Regions from separate parts of the Mus musculus genome. Here regions 1 and 2 are each linked to region 3. A link is a loop called in an ENCODE intact Hi-C map of the cell type or tissue named here. Cell type or tissue: heart. All regions are shown on one strand. Region 1 holds the start of Gm24233 (a small nucleolar RNA gene). Region 2 holds the start of Sec23a (SEC23 homolog A, COPII coat complex component). Region 3 holds the start of Pnn (pinin).

Region 1 (8,000 bases), 63 kb before region 3:
AGACTTCCTCCAAGTTGCTATCTAGTTTATTAACATAATGTTACAAAAAGCATGTAATATTATGTCTTTTTTTAATCCCTGTATCTTTATCCTTCTTTTTTTCAGCTGTGACTCCAGACAGGATCCAGAGAGGAGGTGTGGAGCCTCTTCTCTGGGTTTGATGGAGAGTTCCTTTACCCTTCTGTGTTAGCCTCTTAAAGTACAGTGTCAACCTTAAAAGGGCACAGGAAAGGGTGAAAAGTCTTTATCCTACTCTGTCTCTCTTCTTTACTTCAGACAGCACTGCAGAAAAATGTGGTCTCATACCCCCAAGCAATGGTAACAGCATCTGCCTCTAGGATCCCGAGGACAGATACTCAAGAGAAGGCAAGTATTGCCATCATCCCTCCCCACGGACTAGGACTGTAACCGACTGTATAACGGAGACCGCTTCACACTGCTCCTGAAACACTCTTGCACACCATGCAGCTCAAGGCTTGCAGCTGATTACATAGTTCGCCTCTTCCTGGGTGAGCTCAAAAAACTTCCTCCCTCAGTGGCCCCAGATTCTAACTGGTCAAAAACAAGTGGCGTGACAACTGTGATATCTGATTTAAAAAAAAAAAACAAAAAACTTTAAGACAAAAACTGTTACTAAGAAAAAGGATGACCGCAAAAGCTAGCTCATTCTTAAGATAAAGGTCATATTTTACCCAACAAGAGAACCACAAAATGAAATAAAGGAAAAAAAAAAAAAAACCAAAACAGATAATTCGTCAATAGTCGTTAGGGATTTCAAGATCTCACTTTCAATGAGTCAGCATAAAGACAGAAGACTTGAAACAACACTACAAACCAACCAGACCTTACATACTAACAAAATCCCACAAAACAATAGCAGAAAACACGTTCTCAGCTGTACACACAAGGGTCTTCACAACCAAGCCATACATCAAGCTAAAATAAAGCTCCATATACTTTTAAAATGTAAAATCACACAGCCGAGCCCAGAGAGATGAGTGAACAGTGAAGTGCATTTACTGCTACTGCAAAGGACCAGAGATCACAAGGTTCCCAAAATCCACGGCAGGCCATTCCCAACCACCTACCTGTGACTCCAGCTCCAGGGTATCTGATGCCCTCTTCTGGCCTCCTCGGCCACCTAAACTCACATGTGCGCGCTCACTGAACCTAGAGCTCACCTACTGTTTGCTAAGCTGGTGAGCAGTGACCCCCTGGGATTCCCCTGCACACACCTCCAACCAGTGCTAGAGTTAGAGGTCCCCGAAGCCTAGCACTGTGTATGCAGGCTCCAACTCCAGGTATCTCCTCGGGGCACTAATTGTTGATTTCAATGAAGGAAGAGGTATTGATTGAAAATTCTCTCTCATCTACAATATATGATTCTCTTCCCATAAACCCCATCTCAATAACTACTGGCACAGCCAGAAATTTAGGAGTATTCTAGATTTTCTCCACTACCCACCCCTCTCCACAACTAATCGAGAAGTTATACCCATTTCAGCTCTTCCTAGTTCCCCATTTAGGACCAAACTTCTGTATCCCTGCCTCAGTCATTTCTCATTTCCTGTTTTGAGTTTTGTTCCCTGACATCTAGGCTACATGCATACTACTACCAAGAAAATCTATAGTAGCCAAAATACTGAAAAGCCTTCAAGGGCTCTACTGTACCCCACAGCAGTCCTTGGGACCCACCTGTCTACAGCATGCATCATTTCACGTCCCATCCTTGGCTCACTTTATCCTCTGAGCAGCAGAGTATGTTATTTGCTCAGCCTCTTAAGACTTTCCCAACCTCCAAGAATATGCATACAATCTCTCCGTCTCCTTGCTTAGTATGTGTGCTACTATGGACTAGTTGTGTGTCTTCTTTCCTTTAAAAGACAGCTGGATGCCAGTGGCAAAATCCTTAGTTCATTTAGAACCTCCACAGAACTTTTTCATTCATGGGCGGGTGCCCTCACTACACTACACTTGGATAAATAAAAGAAACACCTTCATGTCAACACTACTTTAAGTTCACAAAACAAGAAGATAACCCGAATTGGTTAATCAGAACAGCTGCAATATTTAAATGGTCTTAAAAAAAATACAATGCAGTTTTCTAAAACTCTGTATGTGTGTGGGGGGGGGGGGGTGTCTCGAAATATTATCAACAACAACAAAACACCTACAAACACTAAAGGAAAAAAACCTTTGCCACCTGATTACAAAATAAAACAGGAAAAAAAAATGTACTTTAGCTCCTGAGCGCTCACTATCTCTAGAGTTTACAAGAACACCTTTTACATTAACAACGCGAAAAGAGGTAGAACGCTATGGTTAAAGCATTTCAGAAGGGCATTCTTTACTGGGGGAAAATAATGCAGAATTAAAATCTCAGTTCCGGCCCCAGCTTAGGCGTCCGCTTGAGACAAGAAGTTTCATCACTAAGAAACTCCAGTTTCCGGCAGTCAGAAGAACCACGTGTAACTGACCCCCTGTTCAAAATAAATGACGTCCGACTTTGGGGTCGGGAACAAAAACACGCTCTCCTTTGGGACGTCCACAATGCCTTCCCAATCCCGGGGCCCCTTTTCCCCCCGCGGCGAGCAGCGGCCGAGTACAGGCCGGGCGAGCGCGCTGGAGCTCCGGCTTCCCTGCCGCAGCTGCTCGGCCGCCCCGGGCCCACGGCTCCCGAGCCAGAACTCACCCAGCGCAGCTGCTCCAGAACCCGCCGCGCGCAACCCGCCGCCGCCCCAGGCCCGGCCATCTCCGCGCCCACGGGCGGAGGCCTCGCAGCCGGCCCGCCGGCCAGCAGCAGGCCCGACGCGATCGGGGCAGCGCTGGGAACGCGAACGCACTAGCGGCCGGCGCATACCACTGCGGCCCTGCGGGGGGAGCCCGCGTCGCACCCCCACCACCCCGGCCTTGGTCTCGCCGGCGCGGCGGAGACGCCCCTTCTACTGCACGAGCTCCGCGGCCACGTCCGCGCTCGACCTTAAAGGGCCCACGCACCGCTCCCCGGCCTCCAACTTCGGAGCACGAGGAGCCGGAGCGTGCGGCTGCCGCCTTCCACCCCGGGACCTAAGGCTCAGTCCCGGGGTGAAAAAAGTCCCGCCACCCGAGCTCCCAACGCGCCCACGTCCACGAGCAGACGCCACGAGCGTCTAGAGCCTGAGCCCCACACTGTCGTACCCCGGGGGACCCCTCAGTCACAGAGACGCCGGCCTCCGCCATAATTGTGGCCAGAAAAATGGCCCGCGACGCACGAGCCCACGCGTCCTGCTTTGCGAGTCCGCACTTCGGACTCTGGACACGAAGGCGTCCGGGTCAACTGTGTGGTCTGGTCAGAGTTTAACCTGTCCTGGGCGAGCACACGTCGGTCCTCGTCGGGCCAGCCTTCGGGTTCGCTCGCTCGCCGGGGTCCACCTGGTGGGCGCTGGCCAGGCGCCCCAGTCTGAAACTGCATTAGCCCTAGGGACCGGGGTGCCAGATGGAGCCCGTGTGCACTCCTGCTCGACCCGAGGAGTTCGCACAAAAGAACTAAATGTAGCAGCTTGTCCTCTAAATTTAGGGCCCTATTTTTAGAGCCATTGCACGAAGTCCTGAGAGAGAGGGTTTGAAACGTAAGGTTTAAAAGATAACCTGTCTTCTATGTCTTCTTTACCTACATGATCATTCTTATCCAAACTATCTAACGCAAGTCTTCAGAGAAGAAACTCAAAAAGCAGCAGCCTCCCAAGAGAACTTGATAAAAATCATAAACCTTTGTAAATTTCCCTTACAGTAAACACATCTCTTTCGTGCCACAAGCACTCACACACAAAATCAGAAACAGCCACGGTTGCAGCCAGTGACTACTAAGACCAAACTGAGGCCTAAGTTCTTTGCCACATCACCCTAGGGAGTTTCAGAAACTGCTTCTATCAGGAGATAGCAGAAGTTGCTCAATCCTCCTGTTTTGAGGTAGTGCCCAACTTCTGCACATGTTGGACTGTGTTGAAATCAGCTTATGTGAATATGAAAGTCAGGAAAGAAGTGTGCTTAAGTTTTTTTAGAAATTTCAGAGATGTTTAAGGTTCCGTTAGGATACTATATTAAATACAAATTTTACAGTGGGTCTTAGCATACTTAACAGGCTCTACAATCTTATTGGGCTGTTAAGATTTGTAAACAGAAAACATTTGCTTTGCTCAGTCTGTCTTCCTTATGTTAATCTATGGCCCTTTCCAAAGGTCAATAGTTATCATCACAAATGCTAAAAGCATAAATGAGACAAGTGAAGTTCTAAAAGAAAGAAAAAAAAAAGAAAAAAAAAAAAAACCAAGCACACCTAAAGCAAACAAATAGTAAACTTGACAATCAGTGCAATTCCCAAGTCTAACTTGTGACTGCATTACTGGCGAGTAGACACTTACCTCCTCACCCAGACCTTCCAATTCCATGTCCTAGGACATTCATGTTAAAACACCCGGACATGTAACTAAAGCTCTCCTGACTACTTCAGATCCTTGAGAAAGAGTCCAGATTTTAATACCTTCTGCACTCCCGTTTCCACACAGAGTGTGATCCTGTTTTGACGCTGTAACAGAGGGGTACTATAGGTGGAGCTGTGACTACCAACCCGTAATCCAATTTCAGGGACCTCATAACTTGTTAAATGTATGTGTGCACACATGCCTGCACATATGCATTTTTTTCAAATATCGTACATATTACACATTAAAATCCACAATCGGAAAGGAAAATCCTAAGATTGCAACCGCTGAAACACTGAAAATTTTATTCTAGTCTATTCATAGTGAGTTCATAATTTCTACCAAGGGAACGATATTCAAAGACGGTTTTCCATAAGAAAGCATGAGGTTTTATTATCTTATAAAGGGCCTTCTTTCAAGGAAATAAACAGCAAATGTTATTAGTGTTCATAACTATGGAAAAATATCCAGGGACACTAGACACTTGCTAACCAGAACACCTAGTCCACGGACTAGAAACCAGTTTCCCTCATGAAGGCCCTATGTCAACGCTGTAAGGACTAGCCACTCCCACTTAGGTAGGCACTGGTGTTACACACATAAGCACTCCTCTCTGGGAGGAAAATCAACAAGTTGTGCCACATTGCTATTCTCTGAGTCTTCGGTGTAAGAGTTCTCAGAACGTATTGAATCAGGAGCTACCTGTTGAACAGGAGCTGGGCAGTTTCCGAGCTGATTACTAATGAAGCATTCAGGGGAAGAGAAGATGGGTGCTAGAACTTCGTGAGGCTCCTCCGCTATAAGATAAAGTTGCTAAGAAGCTGTGGGTGCTTCTAGTTCCCAAGTGAGACCAGGAAGAAGCCTCTACACATAATCTACCTGAAATACGAATTACTTACAACAGTCACCTCAGATATTAGAGAAGAAGAAAAAAGAACCCCTTTCACTCAAAATTAACTGGAAAATTGCTCCAAATTTTGTTTGTTTGTTTGTTTGTTTACTGAAGCTTTTCAGATCTATGCCATACGTGCGTCAAAGCTGTGCCCAGATTGCTAGATTTCAGGTGTGTTAGAAACTCTTCAGAACATCTAGTCCAATGATTATGGGCTGACGGCCCGAGAGAAGGCAAGCTGTCGGAGTGCACAGAGTGTACTTAAACCGTACAAGTCTGCGTTCCTCTGCTGTGTCAGGTTGAGCCCCAGTTCACCGCACTAGAGACGTCTAGACTGCAATCTTTCAGTGTTCAAGGGAATCCGAAATTTTTAAATGAACTCACATTTTAGAAATTGACAGTTGGCCTGAGGTGGGGAGGGGAAGAGTGTGTGTGTGTGTGTGTGTGTGTGTGTGTGTGTACTGTTTCTTGTTACCATTGTTTTCAGTGCTGGGGAATTAAACCCATAGACTTCTCCTCCACTGAGCTACATCACCAGCCCAACAATACCTTTTGCGGGGGTTGTTTGTTTGTTTGTTTGTTTGTTTGAGACAGGGTTTCCATATGTAGTCCCAACTGTCCTAGAACTTGCTCTGTAGACCAGGCTGACCTCAAACTCAGAGAGTTCCACCTGCCTCTGTCTCCTGGATGCTGGGGCTTATAGGTGTGCATCACCACCACCCAGGCAAAGAGTATTTCAACAGAAAACTGAAGACTTCATTCTGACTAGCTATTAACATTAGTACTAATTTTTCTCCTAACCTGACTGACATTTATAATCATCTTTAAGACTGAGTCATACCAAAATAAAAAATAAAAAAAAAAGTAATGATCTTTCTGGATCTTTTTATTTTATAATACCTATTTTGTATAACCTAACAAAGAAAATTAAATGAGAAGGGGCTTCTTAAAGAACATGATGAAGTCAGGCATGGTCGCTCATGCCTGTAATACCAGCACGTAGAGGATGAGGCGGGGGATCTGACAGAGCCACAGTTTGAGAACAGCCTGTGGTACAAAGAGCACTCCAGCCCAGCTGAGACCCTGTCTCAAAAAAGACAGGAAGGAAGGAAGGCAAAAGGAAGGAGGAAGAAGGAAAAGGAAGGTAGGTTCTAGGAAGTGGTAGCATATGGCTTTAGTCCCTGCACTCAGAAAGCAGAGTCAGGTGGATCTCTGAGTTTGAGACCACCCTGGTCTACAGAGCAAGTGGACAACCAGGGCTACACAGAGAAACCCTGCCTCAAAAACTGAAAAACAAAGCCGGGCGTGGTGGCACACGCCTTTAATCCCAGCACTCGGGAGGCAGAGGCAGGCAATATTTCTGAGTTCAAGGCCAGCCTGGTCTACAAAGTGAGTTCCAGGACAGCCAGGGCTATACAGAGAAACCCTGTCTCGAAAAACAAAAAACAAAAAACAAAAAAACAAAAACAAAAACAAAAAAAAAAGAAAAGAAAGAAAGAAAAACAAAACAAAAAGAAGAGAAAGAATGAAAGGAAGGAAGGGAGGGAGGGAGGAAGGGAGGAAGGAAGGAAGGAAGGAAGGAAGGAAGGAAGGAAGGAAGGAAGGAAGAAGTTAAGGAAGAAAAAAAAAAGGAAATATATTAGGTAGTTTCCAAAAAAGTTGTTCAGTTAGTGGTACTACCATATACTTAGCTAGCTACAAACATTGTAACTATCTTACTTTTCTCTTTAATTCTTGCTAAAACAAATCAATTACTACATCCAATGACCCCTATCTACAAGTTAGACCCCTATCCAAATGGTTCCTCCACTCATTTCAACCACTACCACCATATGTTGGGCCAGAGGTTTAAAAGTGTGACTAGTGGACCAAGTAGAGCTCATACACTCTTTTGGCAGACCTATACAGCATTGTTCGTTTTTAGGTAGAGTCCCAGTGTGTAGCCTTGGCTGGCCTGGAACTCCGTAATTCATAGAACTCACAGAGATCCTTTCACCTCTACATCCCAAGTGCTGTGATCAAAGACCACACCAAGCTGGCATTTTTTGTTTGTTTGTTTTGTTTTGTTTTGTTTTTTTGAGACAGGGTTTCTCTGTGTAGCCCTGGCTGTCCTGGAACTCACTCTGTAGACCAGGCTGGTCTTGAACTCAGAAATCTGCCTGCCTCTGTTTCCCAAGTGCTAGGATTAAAGGTGTGTGCCACCACTGCCAGCTGGCATTATTTTTAAGATGAGTATTTGCCAGCATTAAAAAATGAGACAAAGGCCAGGCATGGGAGCAGATATCTCTAATCCCAGTACTTGGGAGGCAGGGGTGAGTGGATTTCTAGGAGTTTCAGGCCAACCTGATCTGCATAGTACATTCTAGGACAGCCAGAGATATGTAATCTTAATCTGATTCTCATGTACCTATGAAATCTTCCCTATTCCGCCAAGATGAACCACCTATGTATAGTTCACAAAAAAGTCATGTTCCCTTCTACTTCATGAGTGTTAAAAATGTTATCTCCACTACAGTATGTCCATCTTTTCTTGCTTTTGCTAACTCTAATTTTCATTCAGTATTAGGTCAAATATGCTCCCCTCTAGGACACGTTTAGCCTCCTTTGCCCACACTTTCTACCTAAGCCACCTCCTGGGCAGACCCTGT
Region 2 (8,000 bases), 55 kb after region 3:
CAGTGAAGAAAAACAAACAAACAAAAAAGAGATATACCCCAAATAAAGAATTTGGGAAGGTCAAAATATACCCAATAACTTAAAGACGTGAAAAGGTCTACTTGATTTCCTTTACTTTGTTGATGGGTGGTGTGATGGTTTGTATATTCTTGGACCAAGGAGTGGCACCATTTGGAGGTGTGGACTTTTTGGAATAGGTGTGACCTGGTTGGAATAGGTGTGTCACTGTGGGTGTGGGTATAAGATCCTCACCCTAGTTGCCTGGGAGTCAGTCTTCCACTAGCAGCCTTTGGATGAAGATGTAGAACTCTCAGTTCCTCCTGTGCCAAGCCTGCCTGGATACTGCCATGCTCCCACCTTGATGATAATGGACTGAATCTCTGAACCTGTAAGCCAGCCCCAATTAAATGTTGTTTTTATAAGACTTGTCTTGGTCATGGTGTCTGTTCACAGCAGTAAAACCTTAACTAAGACAGGTGGGGATTGGCATGGTGATGATTGAAACCCCAGAGTTGTCAAACAAGGTGGCTAAATACTCAACATGCCAAGTCTTACTTTTATTTTCCAAAATAGCACACAGTTAACAAATGATCAGGTGTCAAGCTGGAGAGATGGCTCAGCCATTAAGAGCACTGGCTGCTCTTCCAGAGTCCTGAGTTCAATTCCCAGCAACCATGTAGTGGCTCACAACCATCTGTAATGGGGTCTGATGTCCTTTTCTGGCATGCAGGTTTACATGCAGCAGAGCACTCATACATAAAATAAACAACAAAAACGGAAACAAGTCTAAAAAAATGTTTTATAAAACCCCAAATAATCAGGTATCACCTTCTAACAGAACTCAGTGGGGTAAATTGGAAAAAAGACCAAGTACACATGAACTCGTGTGCGTCTAGTGAAAACATGTAAGGTTATATATAGTGCATGAATTAAAATGTCCTAATTATAAACATTAGAGGAATTACTTCAAACATACATTGTCAAAAACCTTGAAAAACGGAAAAACCTGACCTCAGGTTTCATATAATCTTCCCTGAGGAAACACCCTCCTACTCCCAAGTTTTGTTTTGTTTTTTTTTTTCCTGATAGAGTCTCCTTATGTGGTCTTGGATGTTCTGTAAATCACTATGTAGACTGGGCTAGCCTCTGATTCATTTGTGCTGGTATTAAAACCATGTACTACCGTAAATGGCTGAGATTTTTTTTTTTAAACTAAAAAGTTTTATTTACTTTATGTGTATGAGTGTTTTGTCTGCATGCATGTCTATGTATCATATCCACGCGTGGTACCTGAAAAGGTGTAAAGAGAGCATCAGAGCCCTTGGAACTAGAGCTAGAGATGGTTGTGAGCCACTATCTGCTCAGAATTGAACCTGCATCCTCTGGAAGGACTCCACTGAGCCATCTCTCTAGCCCTATAGTTTTGACTACTGAGTGCTGTTTATTTTCTTCATGCAATGACCAGATGATGTAATTATTTGGCTATTCTTTGTGCCCTTCAGGAGACCGATACTGTACAAGCATAGGGAAGTTTTCTCCTTTGTTTCTGAGATGAGAGTCTTATATATTCCAGGGTAGCCTGGAATCTTCTATGTAGTTGAGAATGATCTGGACTTCTTGACCCTTTTGTCTCTACTTCCAAGTGCTAGGATTACAAGCGTGCTTACCAACAGGCCTGGTCTTTAGGGACCTTTTCTTTATGATCCTCTGTTGTGTTCTTAGTGCCCAGCACAACCTAACTGCTCAATAAAAAGTGTGCTGGCTAAGCAAATGAATAAAGAATATGGACAGAAAGCTGCCAAGACAGCTGTGTTTCTATACTGAGAAAATGATACCAGGTCAAATTGAAAAAGTGTACAATGCACCACCCTGAAAAATAACTATAAAGGTATATCCAGAAAAAAATATCCTTAATTATTTATAAAGGTCAATATTAGTAAACAATTGAAGTACTTTTGTTTGTTTGTTTGTTTGTTTGTTTTGAGACAGGGTTTCTCTGTGTAGCCCTGGCTGTCCTGGAACTCATTTTGTAGACCAGGCTGGCCTCGAACTCAGAAATCCGCCTGCCTCTGCCTCCCGAGTGCTGGGATTAAAGGCGTGCGCCACCACGCCCGGCTATAAAGGTCAATATTAGTAAACAATTGAAGTACTTTTTGGGGGTAGGGGAAGTAATCTTTTAAATGACACACACACACACACACACACACACATTTTCCAGAGGGTCTCAATGTAGGCTGGCCTCCAGACCAAAACGCCTCTGTGTTAGCTTCCAAGTGGTGCCTAACTTTATAAGGAGCAATCTAATCTTATACACACCATAACTTATATTTTTGATATGATAGGAAAATGTTCGTGTTGTATATGTGTGTGTTGTTAAAATATTCCCAGGTGGTTGGTTAAACTCACAGAAATGTTCACACTTTGCTTCCTTTTCAACTTCTTTGGGTCAATCTGGGCTACCACAACATCTGGACATTGGGCTGCTTCGATCCTACAATTAAGTAATACATACATGATACTTATTATTTCGCTTTGTAGAATAGAGAGATGTGTTTTACTTTATTATGAAATGGGAAATAAAAGTGCAAGCTCCCAATGAAAAAACGAAACGCCTGACACCTAGATGAAAAGCAAAGAAATTTAAGAACACACGTCTTAACGTGCAATCAAGTTCAAAAGTTATCTGCCAACCGTAGGGTGTAATAAGATCTTAAATTTCCCGGACCTCCCGAAAGATAGGAACGCAAACAGAGGAGGGACTGTTGCACACCAAGGGTCAGGCGCGGCACCAGGGCTGTACACAGGGGCACGACAACCAGCCCACTCGCACGGGGCGAAATCACTCACTGCACTCTCCTCAGATATTCCTGAGGCGTCCTGGGGGGGACCGAGGGATCGAAACCTTCCGTCAAGTCACAGGGCTCCACAGGTAACAACCGTGGCATCAACTCTTCCACCGCAGACTCGGCTGGAACCCACGCCATGGTTCTCGCTCCCGCCAGTCTCAATCGGCGCCCAGAGTAGGCACGGCGCAGGCGCCTAAGCGACCTCCGCCGAGGCCACCGGCTACAGGCGCAAGGGGGCGGAGCCACACAAGAAACCTGCTGGTTGCATCAAGCTTATGGCACCGGTGGTGGAATGTAGCGCTCGAGAATAATTCCTGGCAGAAGTGGTTCCTGAAGAGTTTCTAGGTCGCTCTGTCTAATCCCATTTTCTCGTCTAAAGCTTGGGTAGGCGGCAGGGACTGAGGATGAACTTTGAAATCTTTAATATTTTTAAAATTAATGAACAATATCGCTATAATCGTCATTTTTAGAGTACTAAAGCCTTTAACCATTTGTAAACACGTTACATTCGTCTAAATCTTACAACCCCTTAGGGTGGTGTCTTTCTGACTTCGCGGGGAACAGAGTGGATGAATGCAGAACTTTTTGTTTTGTTTTTCACTTTTTCGGATAGCATCTTAAAGTTTAGTTGAGGCTGTTCTGGAACTCATTAGGTAGCTCAAGGAGTCTCAAACTTGTAGTGATCCGATCCCCTGGCCTCAGCTTCTGGAGTACCAAGTATCACACGAGGATAATTTTTAGGTTTTTGAGACTGTCTCTTCTGTGGCTTAGAAGGGTCTACAGTTTGCAGTGTAACGTAAGCTGGGCTGCCTTTTTTTTTTTTTTTTTTTTTTTTTTTTTAACCTTGACTATTGAGATTACAGGCATGAACCATCACCACTAGCCGAGTGAGATACTTAAAAACTTTAAAATTACTATTTTGCGATTGCTTGTGGGTCGGTGAGGAGGTCAGAATACAACTTCTGGGAGTAAAGTTTCTTTTTCTGCCTTATGAGTTCTAGGCAAGTGAGGTCCCTGAGCCAAGCCTTCTCATTGGCTCTTGACAACACACAGACGAAAACCCAAAATTAGAGGAGAATCCGAGCATCTATTTTCTAGCGAATACTTCAAATAATTGTTAACTCGTGCTTCGTTCTTTCTCCTCTTTGGACACGGATACAATGTCAGGAAAAAAACTTGCAAGAGCCTTTTCTATATACTAGAAAACAAAAACAATCGTTCAAGCAAACAGTAGACGTGAAAGCTACATCTGGTGGTTAACATTTTTTTTCTTTTTTTCTGGGGCTAGCAATGCCCTAGTCAGGTATTTTAACCTTAATCCTACACACGGCCTCGAGCGGCCACATCCCACCCTTTATTACTCCGGTTACCTCCCTTCCTCCACCGCCCTGGCTATCGCATCGCTTCCTGCTAGCCCCGCCCCTTCCTGAATTGTCCCCGCCCTCCGCTTTGCTTGGCCGTCTTTCACGCTCGCCCCACCCTCTTTATTACTCCCGGTTCATCTTTTCCGCCACTCAACGCGCCCATTACCTCCTGCGCGCCCCGCCTCTTCCGGGACTGTTCCCGCCCCTTCGCTGGTCGCCCCTCCCCGCCTCCTCCCCTTTGACGTGGCAGAGGCGGCACCAGCCATGTTGTCCTGGCCCAGGCCCTCCAAGAGGCCGGGGGCGGGGCGGGGCCGCCCCTGATTGCGGTGCCACGGCTGCTACAGGGCTTTGGAGCGGACTGACGACTGTGCAAGGCGGAGGCTGTGGCCGTCACGGAGCTTCTAGGTAGGTACTGTGGTAAGGACTAGCGTGGCAGCCACCTCTGCTCCACCGGGGTCTTAGTCGGAGCTGGGAGGCGGGCGGCGGGCCGGAGTGTCAGGATTGTTGGCTCTGTCCCGGCTGTGCTCTCGCATAAGCAGCGGGGCGTGCCGGAGGCTGTGGCCCAGCGCCGAACCGAGATCGCTGAACCCTGTGCTTGTCATGGCGACGGAGCGCCCTCGTCTTTAGTCCTCTTAGTTTAGGTGGAAGGACCGTAGCAGGATGGAGACCGAGGGTCTGAGCATCTGGCTCTGCACCCACCCCCACCTCCTGGGTGACACGCTTTGCCAACCCTGCCCAAGGCTCCTGTGCCCTGGGGCCTCTAGGTTCGTTTCTTGACTGCCCAGGAGTGCCCTAGACTTTGAACCCAGGTGACTACATCACCTGTAATTCGGCCTTGGGCCTTATAAAGGTTAAAGAAAAAACCACCAGGTATAGCTAGTGCCTGGGGCCTTGATTATTAATGATCAGGTTTCAGAACTGAGCAATACCATGCACTGGGGCATTTATTCTGTCTGTAGAGCTTTACTGTTTGTGGGAGAGGAACAGGAAGAGGTAAATAAATCCATAGGTAGAGTAGAGTTGGAGATGTCTAATTCATCTCGTCAGCTAAACTTCTGTCCTGTCTTAACACAACCCCACCCTAAACCACGGATAGCTAGGCACATTTACTGAAAGAAATTTAAATTTAAATGTATACTAACATCTTCCTTCTTTCCAGCATCATCAGAGGGCCTTTGTTTTTTAATTGTTTCAATGACCAATTTTATTATTGCCCCCAAAATTCTCACATAACTGATGTGAAATTTGAAGGCCAGAGAAGTTTATTGCCCAAGAGCAAAAATTTGTTACTCAGTCTATTTCATTGGAAATTTTACAACTGGGCCTGGGAAGATGGCTCAGAAGTTAAGAGCACTGGTTGCTCATCCACATGAATACACACACATACACGGGCACAGAAACACACACTCACACAGAGAACTCACTACTGGCTTACAACCTCTTGTAATACACTTACACACACAGTGCCTCATTACCTATTTACAACGATTTGTAACACACCCACATACCTTTCATCTCAACCCCCAGCTCACTAGTGGTTAACAAGCAACTCCATTGGTAGAGGATCCACCACCCACTTCTGGCTTCCACAGGTACTGCACACACATAGTATACAGGCAGATACAGGCAAAACACCAATAGACAAAAATGAAATAAATATATATAAAAGAAAACTTGCAACTGAAATGTAGGGAGGTAAGGTGGTAACAGATAACTAATTTACTTAAAATTTGTATGTTTTCCCATTAGGAATGCATAAGGGGGTAAAAATGGAATAGAGAAAACCGATACTATGGGAAGCCTTTCAGGATGTAGGAAAGTGTTTGCTGTGTTATGATAAAGTGACATGAGGCTTTGACTCTATCAGGAGAAATTACTTAATTAAAATAGTCATCACTGCAATAAATTATTGAAAAAATGTGACTTTTTTTTAAAAAAATGGCCTTTTGTATCTTTATCACGTTTTAAGAAGATGAGTTTGTAAAATCTGCATTATAACAATATTTCAGGATGTGTGTGTGTGTGTATGTGTTTCAAACAGGGTCTTACTATGGCAGGTCTGGAACTGACAAGAGATCCATCTGCCTCTGCCTCCTACGTGCTAGGATTAAAGTCCTGTTCCAACAAGCTTGGCTCTATTTTTCGGCTAATGTTCGTATTGGATGATCAGGCGCTTGCCAAATAGATCATCACACTAAGGAGGTTTGTGACAGGACTTTGGAGGTGGGCTTTGTGATTCGAAGCGTGAACGGTTACTTTGGAAAGAGAAGGAAGCTGTGCATGACCATGTAGCTGGACAAAGTAAGAACAGGGTGCTGCTTGCTTCAGATGACTGCTGGGCAGTGAGAGTGCTAAGATGTTCAGTGAACAGCAGTGAGTGGCATTGGAGCGCAGAGAGAGGTTGAGAGAAAAAAACTGAGCAAGAGGGATGATACTGTGCTCACATATCACTCAGGTGACGCTTTGTTTGTCCTAATAAAATATGAGGGTGTGGAGTAGAATTCAGTCCAGGGGCCGGAGAGCTGGCTCAGCATCCAGAGCATCGGCTGCTCTTGCAGAGGACCAGGGTTTTTCTAGCACCCATGTTCTCACAGCTGTCTGTAACTCCAGTTCCAGGGAATCTGACATCCTCACACAGACATATACAGGCCAAACACCAGCGGACATACAATAAACATGAATCATTTAAAGAAGCATTCTGGATGGGGGTCCAGTACATAGCCTACTGTAGAAATTTCACCCTGCTGTTGCCTAAGTGTGAACACTTTCTGAATCTTTTAATAATCTTTCTCACTGAGAGAAAACGAAGGCAGTGGTTCTTAGGACCTTCTTCTACTTTTAAACAGTATTGAGGATCCAAAGAAAAACATGTTTACTTTTATATCCTAAAAAAAACAAAACCAAAAATAAAACAAGTATGTGAAGACTGCATTCTAACAGAGGAGGGGGGAGGGGAAGCAAAAAAGATGATTTTCATTCATGCAGTCATTTTCTTACGTATGACCTCTGTTCCTTCGCTCTTCTCCCACTACTTTTAGTTATGTTTCTTTGAGACAGGGTTTCATTCTGTCAACTGGTAGCCCAGGTTACAGCAATCCTTCTATCTTAGTGTCCCCTAGTGCTGGGGTTGCAAGCATGCACCACCATGCCTTTCTCTGCTGGTTATACCACTTGGGCTTTTTGCTTCTTTTTCCGAGGACAGAGCCTAGTGAACAGGCCAGCAACAGATGGAAAGTCATTCAAGCCTGCTGGTTTCCATCAGCCTCATCCATCAGTGTGCACGGCTCACAGAATTAATCCTAGATATGACAACATCTAAGTTCTTTCCAACTTGGTCTTCTCAGCATTTTTATTGACTAGAAACTTCTCAGTTTTGGAAGAAATCCAAATCAAGATGCTATATTGGGTATCTGGTGAGGGCCTGCTTTCTGGTGCGTACGTGGCACTTTGTAGTTTATTTTTACATGCAGAAAAGACAGCAGAGTTTTCTGGAGTCTTTTAAAAGTAAGGCCACAAATCCTATCCGTTTAAAATCAGGTTTTTTCCCCATTGTCTCTCTTAGCAACATTAATATCCATATTTGTTCTTCTGACAATGTAGGTCCATGGATTTTAAATTATTTTTTAAAATTTAATTGAAAAAACTTGTTTTATTTTTATGGATGTTTTGCATGCATGAATGTCTGTGTACCACGTGGGTGCTTCTTGCTTCAGATTCTCGAGGGTACTAGAGTCCCTGGAGCTGGAGCCATAGAATCTGGATGTAAGCTATCACGTGGACACTAGGAATT
Region 3 (8,000 bases):
GTCTTCTAGGCCTAGCCTCCATTTTATTTATTTGTTCTGCAAATTCGATGCGTCTACCTTCAAATAAAGCTAAACAAAAAAAATTTACACGTGTAAAGTTTATGACAGTTAAGAAAGTACAAAATAACAATTTTATACCAGGTCAAAAATAGTTACTGTCAACTAAGCATCTTTTTGTACCTCTAGGTTTTGCTTTGGTTTGTTTTAGGGTCGGGGAGTATGTTGAGAACTAAACTCAAGGTCTAAATGCAAATATCCGCAAGACACCTCCAGACCTAGGGATTCTACTCACACAAACCTGGACAAACACCTGAGCGACACCAGGGATACCTCAGCTGCTGAGCTTTATGCTAGGTGAAGCTTAACACAACCCCGTTAAAGCGGAAGCACTACTTAGTTAACTTTTCTGTTCCCAGGCACAGCAAAATGTCCAATCACCAGCGTCTAGCCCTCTATGTGAATATCTGACATGGACTTATGCTTCTTTTGCCTTCTTTCCTTATCATTCTTCTGTGTCTGCTCGGATTGTAAAACACAAAAATCCTTAATAAGAAAAAGTCTTTTTTAAAAAAAGATTTGATTATTTATTTTATGTGAGTACACTGTCACTGTCCTCAGACACACTAGAAGAGGGCATCAGATCCCATTACAGATGGTTGTGAGCCATCATGTGGTTGCTGGGAATTGAACTCAGGACCTTTGGAAGAACTGTCAGTGCTCTTAACTGCTGAGCCATCTCTCCAGCCCCAACACACAAAGATCCTACATGAAGTCTTTACTATTTATAAAATGAGTTTCAGGTTAAACTCAACTACCCAGAAAATACCCCTGAACCCTGACACCACTATCAATTTCAGAAATCACATACAAAAAAAAAAAAAAACCCAAACTAAACTATTAAATTATTCCTTAAAAACGGGCATATGTGAATGTATAGTCTTACCACTAAGACACACCAATGGACTTCACATACGTACCATTCATCTTTCTCTGTGACTCTTCTATTAGCTTTTGGGTAGCTGGACACATTCTTCCAGGAATATAGAACAAATGGGGCTTTGTCTTGGTCCTTATATACTTAATTATCTTGGCATTATGTTCATTCCATTCTTCTTGCTAAAGGTAAAAAGGTGACCATGAACAATGTGTAAACATGAACAATTAATTGCCTCACTTCGGGTGGAAAACCCTGCTCACCAGCTGCGCAAGCTCAACCTTCTGCTCCAGAAGCCGCAGCTCCGTCTGCTTAGCACGTCTCTCCTCAAACAGTTCTCGCCTCTCGTTTTCAACCTGCTTTCTCTCTTCTTCAGCCTGAACTTCAAGTTTTTGTTCAATTTCTTGGCGTCTTTTTTGCTAAAAGTAAGTAATCTTCTTCAGTATAAGACAACCAAGGTTCATTTAGTTTTAATCTAATTACAATAAAGGCCACACACATCTTGCTTATTTGAAACTTAAATTTTACTATGTAAATTTACTCGTAGGCTTTCATCACGTTTCTTCCCATTTAATTTTAACTTTGTATTTGGGTCTGATTGCAATCTGTGTTTTGGGAAATAGTAACTGAGGCATTTCCCCACAAATATCTAAATTTTAAAGTCACTAGTCAGCAATCATAAAAGCTTCCTTAATACAATTTAGCCTAGGTTTTCAAGATGGCTCACTGTATTAGGCCTTTGCTGAGCTCTAGGAATCCATCTGTCTCCACCTTACCAACATACAAGTGCCGACTACCACTTCTAGATTTCATGGGCTCTGGGGATGGAACTCGGGTCCCTCATATTTGCATGGTAGGCATTTTACTGAAAACACTACCCGGCATAAATGTAATTTTAAAAAAATCCAAGCCAGGCATGGTGGCGCACGCCTTTAATCCCAGCACTCGGGAGGCAGAGGCAGGCAGAGTTCTGAGTTCGAGGCCAGCCTGGTCTACAGAGTGAGTTCCAGGACAGCCAGGGCTACACAGAGAAACCCTGTCTCAAAACCAAAATAAACAAACAAACAAATAAACAACAACAACAACAAAAAAAACCTGGGCTCCCTTCTGTCCTCCAAAGGCACTGTACACATAGGGTGTACAGACATATATATATATGCTACACCCAGTCACATCAAGTAAAGGCAAAAACCTACTATAAAGCCAGGTATGGTGGCTAATACCTTTAATTCCAGTACCCAGAAGCAAAGAAGGCAGGTCTCTGTTGAGTCACCCTTACCTGCACTGTATAACATTAATCTCCTCTTTGGTAATGAGTAAATGAGGTAAAGCAAGGAAGAGAAAAAGTTAAAAAAAAAGGCACCAATACCCGTTCAGTAGCAACAGTAGATTCTTGTTTAAATTTCTGAAGAGTGCCCATCAACAAGCCAAATATTCGTCGGTTCCTAAGAAACATAAGAGGAAAATGAACGTGTGCATGCCCTGTCTGAGAGGTCCTGTAAGCAAGCGTCTCGTCTGCTGAGTGCGAGCCTTCCACCCCCTCCCCCTGGCGCCGAGCAGGCACCTTTGCTTCCCCTTCTCATCCATGTTTTGATCCTGGATAAGGTCTCTGCGCGTGCGCTCTTTGGAGGTAGCTACAACGGAAGATTGCAGTGCTGGCTGTAAGAGAGAAGAAAGGATCAATGATTTCTTGTTCTGGGCTATCATGCTTTTCAAAGCACACTAAGAGTTGTGTTCATCCTCTAATATTTAATTTCAATACCTTTTTAACATCATCGTCTTCTGGGTCGCTCTCCTGGCGTGATTCTCTTCTTGTCCGACGCTCCCCACCCAGCCTAGCACGGGAGAAAGAATTGAAATGACCACTATGGAATCAAATGCATAATCAATCAAAGGTGAATGGGTGTTCAAATGCTCATCTCCAGAAGGCATATTCTACTGAGTTTATATCGCATTTACCACTTTCTTATGGGGGGTGGGGGAGGGGTGGAAGCAAGATGCTCCAAACCAAGCTTTGCTCTCTTCTCATATCCAAACGTTTCTTGGTGTTTTTTAAAGTACAAAACAGAACGTGTTACTTCTAATCCCACTGAGTTCTGTAAACTGGGCTAGCCCAGTTCAAATCAATCCCAATGACATAGAAATATCTGTAGTGTCCCAGAAAACAAGATGGGTACTGACTCTCCAGACATCTTTTGAAACCATACCTACTGACTGCCCCTTCCAGGTCTCTTTGTTTGGCTGGGGGTCCTCCTCCACTATCTGAGAATCCACGCCTGCAATGAGAAACATCCAACCTAAAGCTCGAGAAACATTAGCAGAAACTGGTATTTCTAGTCGACTAGAGAATTTAGTTGATTTCATAAAGAAGAAAAACACAAGTGAAGCAAACTTAAGCAAACAATTACATGAACAACACCCTACCACCAATTACATTCTTAGATGTCAAAAGCCTTAACAGAACTTAAAAACAGTTAAGTTTATATGAAACTGTCCCCCCCCCACCCCCACCCCCCAGTCAGGGTTTCTCTGTATAGCCCTGGCTGTCCTGGAACTCACTTTGTAACTTTGTAGACCAGGCTGGCCTTGAATTCAGAAATCCGCCTGCCTCTGCCTCCCAAGTGTAGTGCATATGAAACTGTTCTAATATTCTCCAACCTCTACTTTTGCAATACATTTATTAGAAACAAGGCAGTTATCATCTCCTTACCTTAGCAATAAGCTACCTCGTCCTCTACCTCCACCAGGACCAGAAAGGGCCAGCAATCTGGCTTGGATGGGCCTAAAAAAGAATTATAATCAGTGTAAAAGTCCTATGCAGACACATGAGAGGGCTTCATATACTTCCACACACTAAGGTACACACTACGTAGAAATGAACACAAATAATTCTAAAATGACCGTTTCAGATCCACTTCTTCGAAACCAAACATTAAAATCCTCTTTCTTGCTTCCCCAAGACCACCGTTACGAAAATATATGTATCTCGAGACTGCTACATATTAATAAGTCTGGGTCAGGTCCTATCTGCCAACCTCAAGGGAAGGACACCCAAGCCAGCAGGGAGAGGCAGCCACTGCTTCCCCCGGGGGTCTCCGACTTGACAAGGGTTCGGAGCCGCAGGGGTGGAAAGGGGCTTTGTACTGCAGTTCCGGGCCTGCAGCGCCAAGGGCGGGAAGCCGTGGTCTCGGCCTTCCCGGGGGCGCGGAAACCACGCCGGGCAGCCGGGCGGGCCTTCCTTCCATTCGCAAGCACTCGCACCCAGTGCCCTAGGCGCAGGCATGGCGTCTCCCCGCCTAGCCGAGCAGAGGGCTCGCCCGCCGCCCGGGAAACGGGCCCCTTGACCCCAGTCGGCCCACAAGCGGCCGGTTGCCCTCTGTCCCGGGTGCGCCCGGCCCCGAGGCCCCGGACCTCGCCAACCTCTGGGGTTCCGTCCGATCCGTACCTCACATCATTCGGGTCCCGCCCGGTGAGCTTGCGGATATTCTCGTCCACATTCTTGAGGCTCTCTTTGGCCTTCTCTAGCTGCTCCTGCAAAGCTCTCACGGCGACCGCCATCTTCTCTCTGCAGCAGGCTTCGCGACCGCTCTCCAGGCCGCGCAGCGCCGCACCGCGCCCGCCGCTCCACGCGGAAGGACTGACAGCCGGCCCCAGCCAATGATCGCGGGCTTCTTCTCGGGCCTGGACCACCCGAGGACCGGAAGGGGAAGAAGCTTGTCGATCCGTGATTCTGGACCAATGAGAAGCCGGCAAGTCACTCAGCTCCTCCCCTCGCCGCCTGCCGTGGTTGCGCTCCGCTGCTTGCGCAGAGCGGGGAGGGATTACGTCGGTGTGATAGATCCAATCTCGGGGGTCTGCAAAGGCATCCTCTTAAACTTGACATGTCGCTGACTTCATAGTGCGCCTAAACTCTTCCCATGGGACGGAAGAGGCTATACATCCTTTTTTTCCTTCCCCAAGAGGTTTAATCAGAAAAGGGCATGGCAAATAATGGCTGTTGCGCATGCCCAGAGTGCAGGGAGGCGCAGGCTGTCTTCCATTAGTGAACTGAACCACCAGGAGTCTTCATCCTAACAGCTAATAGTTATTGTGGACACTGAGAATCGCTTTGCGTGCCTTAGTCGTTAAAAACTAGAAACTTGAATGAGATGGTGCTTAATGATAAGGAAATTGAGGCTGCGGACCTAGGTCCAACAGGTCGTCAGATCTCGATGAAGAGGCAATTTATATTCTGATCCTGAGCAAAGTTGTTTCCAGCAGGGCCTAATGCCTGCGGGTATAATAGAGGGTCTGGAGAAGTTGCCAGTGGTTTCCTGTGTGTATTTTCTGGATTCCACTTTGCCCTACCCACAATGCCAATATGGACGCTGGTTTTGTACTTGACATAGAGGTACACGTTTTAGTTCGGAAAAATGTTACACAAATGCAAAGGTCAAATCCTTACAAGTTTTCTCCCTGAAAAGGAACAAGAATTTTTGTTTTGTTTTTAGTAACAGTAACTTGGTCTTATCCTGTATGCTATTTGTGTGGAGGCTCATAACTGGATAGGTGAGGAAGAATTTCATTATCTTATCAATGTTAACAGCACCTGTTATCTACAAAACGAATACCATGACAGCCAAGGATACACAGAAAAACCCAGTCTTGAATAAAACCAAAACCAAAAAGAAGAAGGGGGGAAGGGGAGGAGGAGAAGGAGGAGAAGGAGGAGGAGGAGGAGGAGGAGGAGGAGGAGAAGAAGAAGAAGAAATAGAAGAAGAAGAAGAAGAAGAAGAAGAAGAAGAAGAAGAAGAAGAAGAAGAAGAAGAAGAAGAGAAAAGTCAGGTGGTAACATGCCTTTTAATCCCAGCACATGACAGGTTGAGGCAGGTGGATTAGCCTGGTTTACAGAGCTAGTTCCAGGACAGCCAGAGAATCCTGTCTGGAAATACTTACTCCCCCTCAGAGAGAAGGGTGGGGAGGGGGAGAGGGAGAGAGAGAAAGGGAGAAAAGGAGAGGGTGACAGGAAATATCTTTGAAGAAGCTTGAAGGTGTATAGCATATTAGCAGGAAGCAATATAGAAAACCAAGATTTTTTCTTTGGTAAAAAGCAATTAAGTCTAAAAATTATTTAATTCTAATTGTAAACAAGGTTTCACTGAGTTATCTATACATAAAAGATAGGATCTTTTAAATTTTACTATTATTTTGCATGTATGGGTATTTTGCCCTCATGTTTATCTGTGCAACTACATGCATGTATGCATGATGCCCTTAGAGACCAGAAGTGGGGGGTGGGATCACTGGAACTGGAGTTACAGACAAGGTTAATGTTGATGCTGGGAACTGAACCCAGGTGTCCCCTCCCATCTATTTATATATTTATAATACATATCACACACACACACACACACACACACACACACTCAGGAATAAAATAAATGTTTGGCATTGGAGAGATGACCCAGTGGTTAATCTAACTGGCTGTTTTCCAAGAGGGCCTGAGTGTGGTTCCTATCGCCCTCAGGGCAGCTTACAACCACCGATAGCTCCAGTCAGGGGAACCCGATAACCTCTTCTCGCTTTCATGGCGAGCAGACACACGAAGAGTACATATATACACGTGCAGGTGAAATACTCATGCACATAAAATAATTAAAAATAAATATTTTTAAAAGATTATGAAACTCCTCCAGGCTGCTGTGAGTGATAGTGGGTCAGTGCCTTACATCTGTCCCTTCACGGCTGAAAGTCTCTGCTTTTGTTCCCCAACTTCTGCGAGTCCACACCCATACCAGCATGCGTGGCTTTTAAGTGGAATGTTTAGGTTTCCTTTATATGACGAACGACATAAATGAATTTAAATATTAGAAGGGATTATTAGGAAAACAAGCAAATCCATGTAGTGGTAGTTTTAAACAATGATTCCAAGTTCCTTGGAGAGATGTGCCTAGGCAGATTATGTTCTTTAAAGTTTATCCTTCTCTTTCTTTTCTTCTCTTTCTTTCTTTCTCTTTCTTTCTTCCTTTCTCTTTCTTTCTTCCTTTCTTCCTTTCTTTCTTTCTTTCTTTCTTTCTTTCTTTCTTTCTTTCTTTCTTCCTTTCTTTCTTTCTTCCTTTCATTACCATTGAGGAAGCTGGGATAGGAGGTCCTACGGCAACCTACAGAATAAAGGATATTTCTTACTTCTGTAGACTTTAGAGCAGTGGTTCTCAACCTTTCACGGGGGTTGCCTAAGACTATTGGAAAACACAGATATTAACATTACAATTTATAACAGTAGCAAAATAATTTTATGGCTGGAGGTCCCCACAGCATGAAGAACTGTACTTAAGGGTTATATCATTACGAAGGTTGAGAACTAGTGCTCTAGAGGAGAGGGGTCCCTGAGCTTAGCAGTTTAATGACGGTACTAAATAGAATATAAGGCCACACAACTCAGGTTGCCCAGGGCTGGAGCATCAGTGAGCCGGTCCTATTCTTCGGCTCTACTGGGGCTTCTACACGCTATGAGCTTCGGGATGGTACTAGGTAGAAGGCAAGGCGAGGCTGATCCGCTCCGCGCTCAGGCAGCATCAGTGATCCAACGTTAGCTACTTTTCTTATTCTGGAAAGAAAATACCTGTCAAGAGCAACTGAAGGAAAGGGTCATTTGGCACACAGTTTGAGAACACAATCCACCATGGCGGTGAAGACATGCTGGTAAGATCCTAAGGTGGCTGGTCCTGTGGCAGCCACAGTCGGGAAGCAGATAGAAACAAGTGCTCAGCTCACATTTTCTTTTTTATTCAATTTAGAACCCCAGCCCTTAATGGTGTAAGCCACATTTAGAGTGGATCTTCCCCACCTCAGTTTTCCCAATCTGGAAACCCACAGACAAATCCAGAGGTTTGTCCACTGAGTGATTTTAGATTCTGTCAAACTGATATTAACCATGACACTTACTATTATAATTATAGAACTGTCACTTAAAAGTTCCTTTGAAATAATGTAACATTAGGTTATTGTAACCAATTTGAGAAAACTAATGTTAGTAGGGGAGACAGGGAAAGAATTGGAAGAAATACCTATTTCATGAATTACTGAG

The links. Peaks named below come from ENCODE experiments on the same cell type or tissue, not always from the same donor. Only the 100,000 strongest peaks of a DNase experiment are listed, where the experiment ranks them.
Region 1: it touches region 3 in a loop (4-fold over the local background); 23 of 42 quality-filtered maps call a loop at or near these places.
Region 2: it touches region 3 in a loop (4-fold over the local background); 12 of 42 quality-filtered maps call a loop at or near these places.

The regions. Positions count from the first base shown.
Region 1 is chr12:59,126,297-59,134,296 of GRCm38, reverse strand. The region is part of intron 6 of Mia2 (MIA SH3 domain ER export factor 2); the gene reads right to left. Gm24233 (a small nucleolar RNA gene) reads right to left here and starts at 225; the gene lies at 104-225. In heart, CTCF peaks have their summits at 2,877 and 4,564; DNase peaks (open chromatin) are centred at 2,876 and 4,556; H3K4me3 peaks cover 3,926 bases; H3K27ac peaks cover 2,444 bases.
Region 2 is chr12:59,008,461-59,016,460 of GRCm38, reverse strand. It overlaps Sec23a (SEC23 homolog A, COPII coat complex component), which reads left to right and starts at 4,444. Exons shown (of 20, transcript NM_009147.2): 1 at 4,444-4,615. It overlaps Gemin2 (gem nuclear organelle associated protein 2), which reads right to left and starts at 3,070. Exons shown (of 10, transcript NM_025656.5): 1 at 2,848-3,070; 2 at 2,407-2,491. The coding sequence starts at 2,984. In heart, CTCF peaks have their summits at 3,085 and 5,820; DNase peaks (open chromatin) are centred at 3,070 and 4,400; H3K4me3 peaks cover 3,761 bases; H3K27ac peaks cover 2,946 bases.
Region 3 is chr12:59,063,495-59,071,494 of GRCm38, reverse strand. It overlaps Pnn (pinin), which reads right to left and starts at 4,576. Exons shown (of 9, transcript NM_008891.2): 1 at 4,380-4,576; 2 at 3,645-3,716; 3 at 3,142-3,210; 4 at 2,697-2,769; 5 at 2,499-2,593; 6 at 2,304-2,379; 7 at 1,198-1,353; 8 at 978-1,116; 9 at 1-69. The coding sequence starts at 4,492. In heart, a CTCF peak has its summit at 4,997; a DNase peak (open chromatin) is centred at 4,664; H3K4me3 peaks cover 2,371 bases; H3K27ac peaks cover 2,008 bases.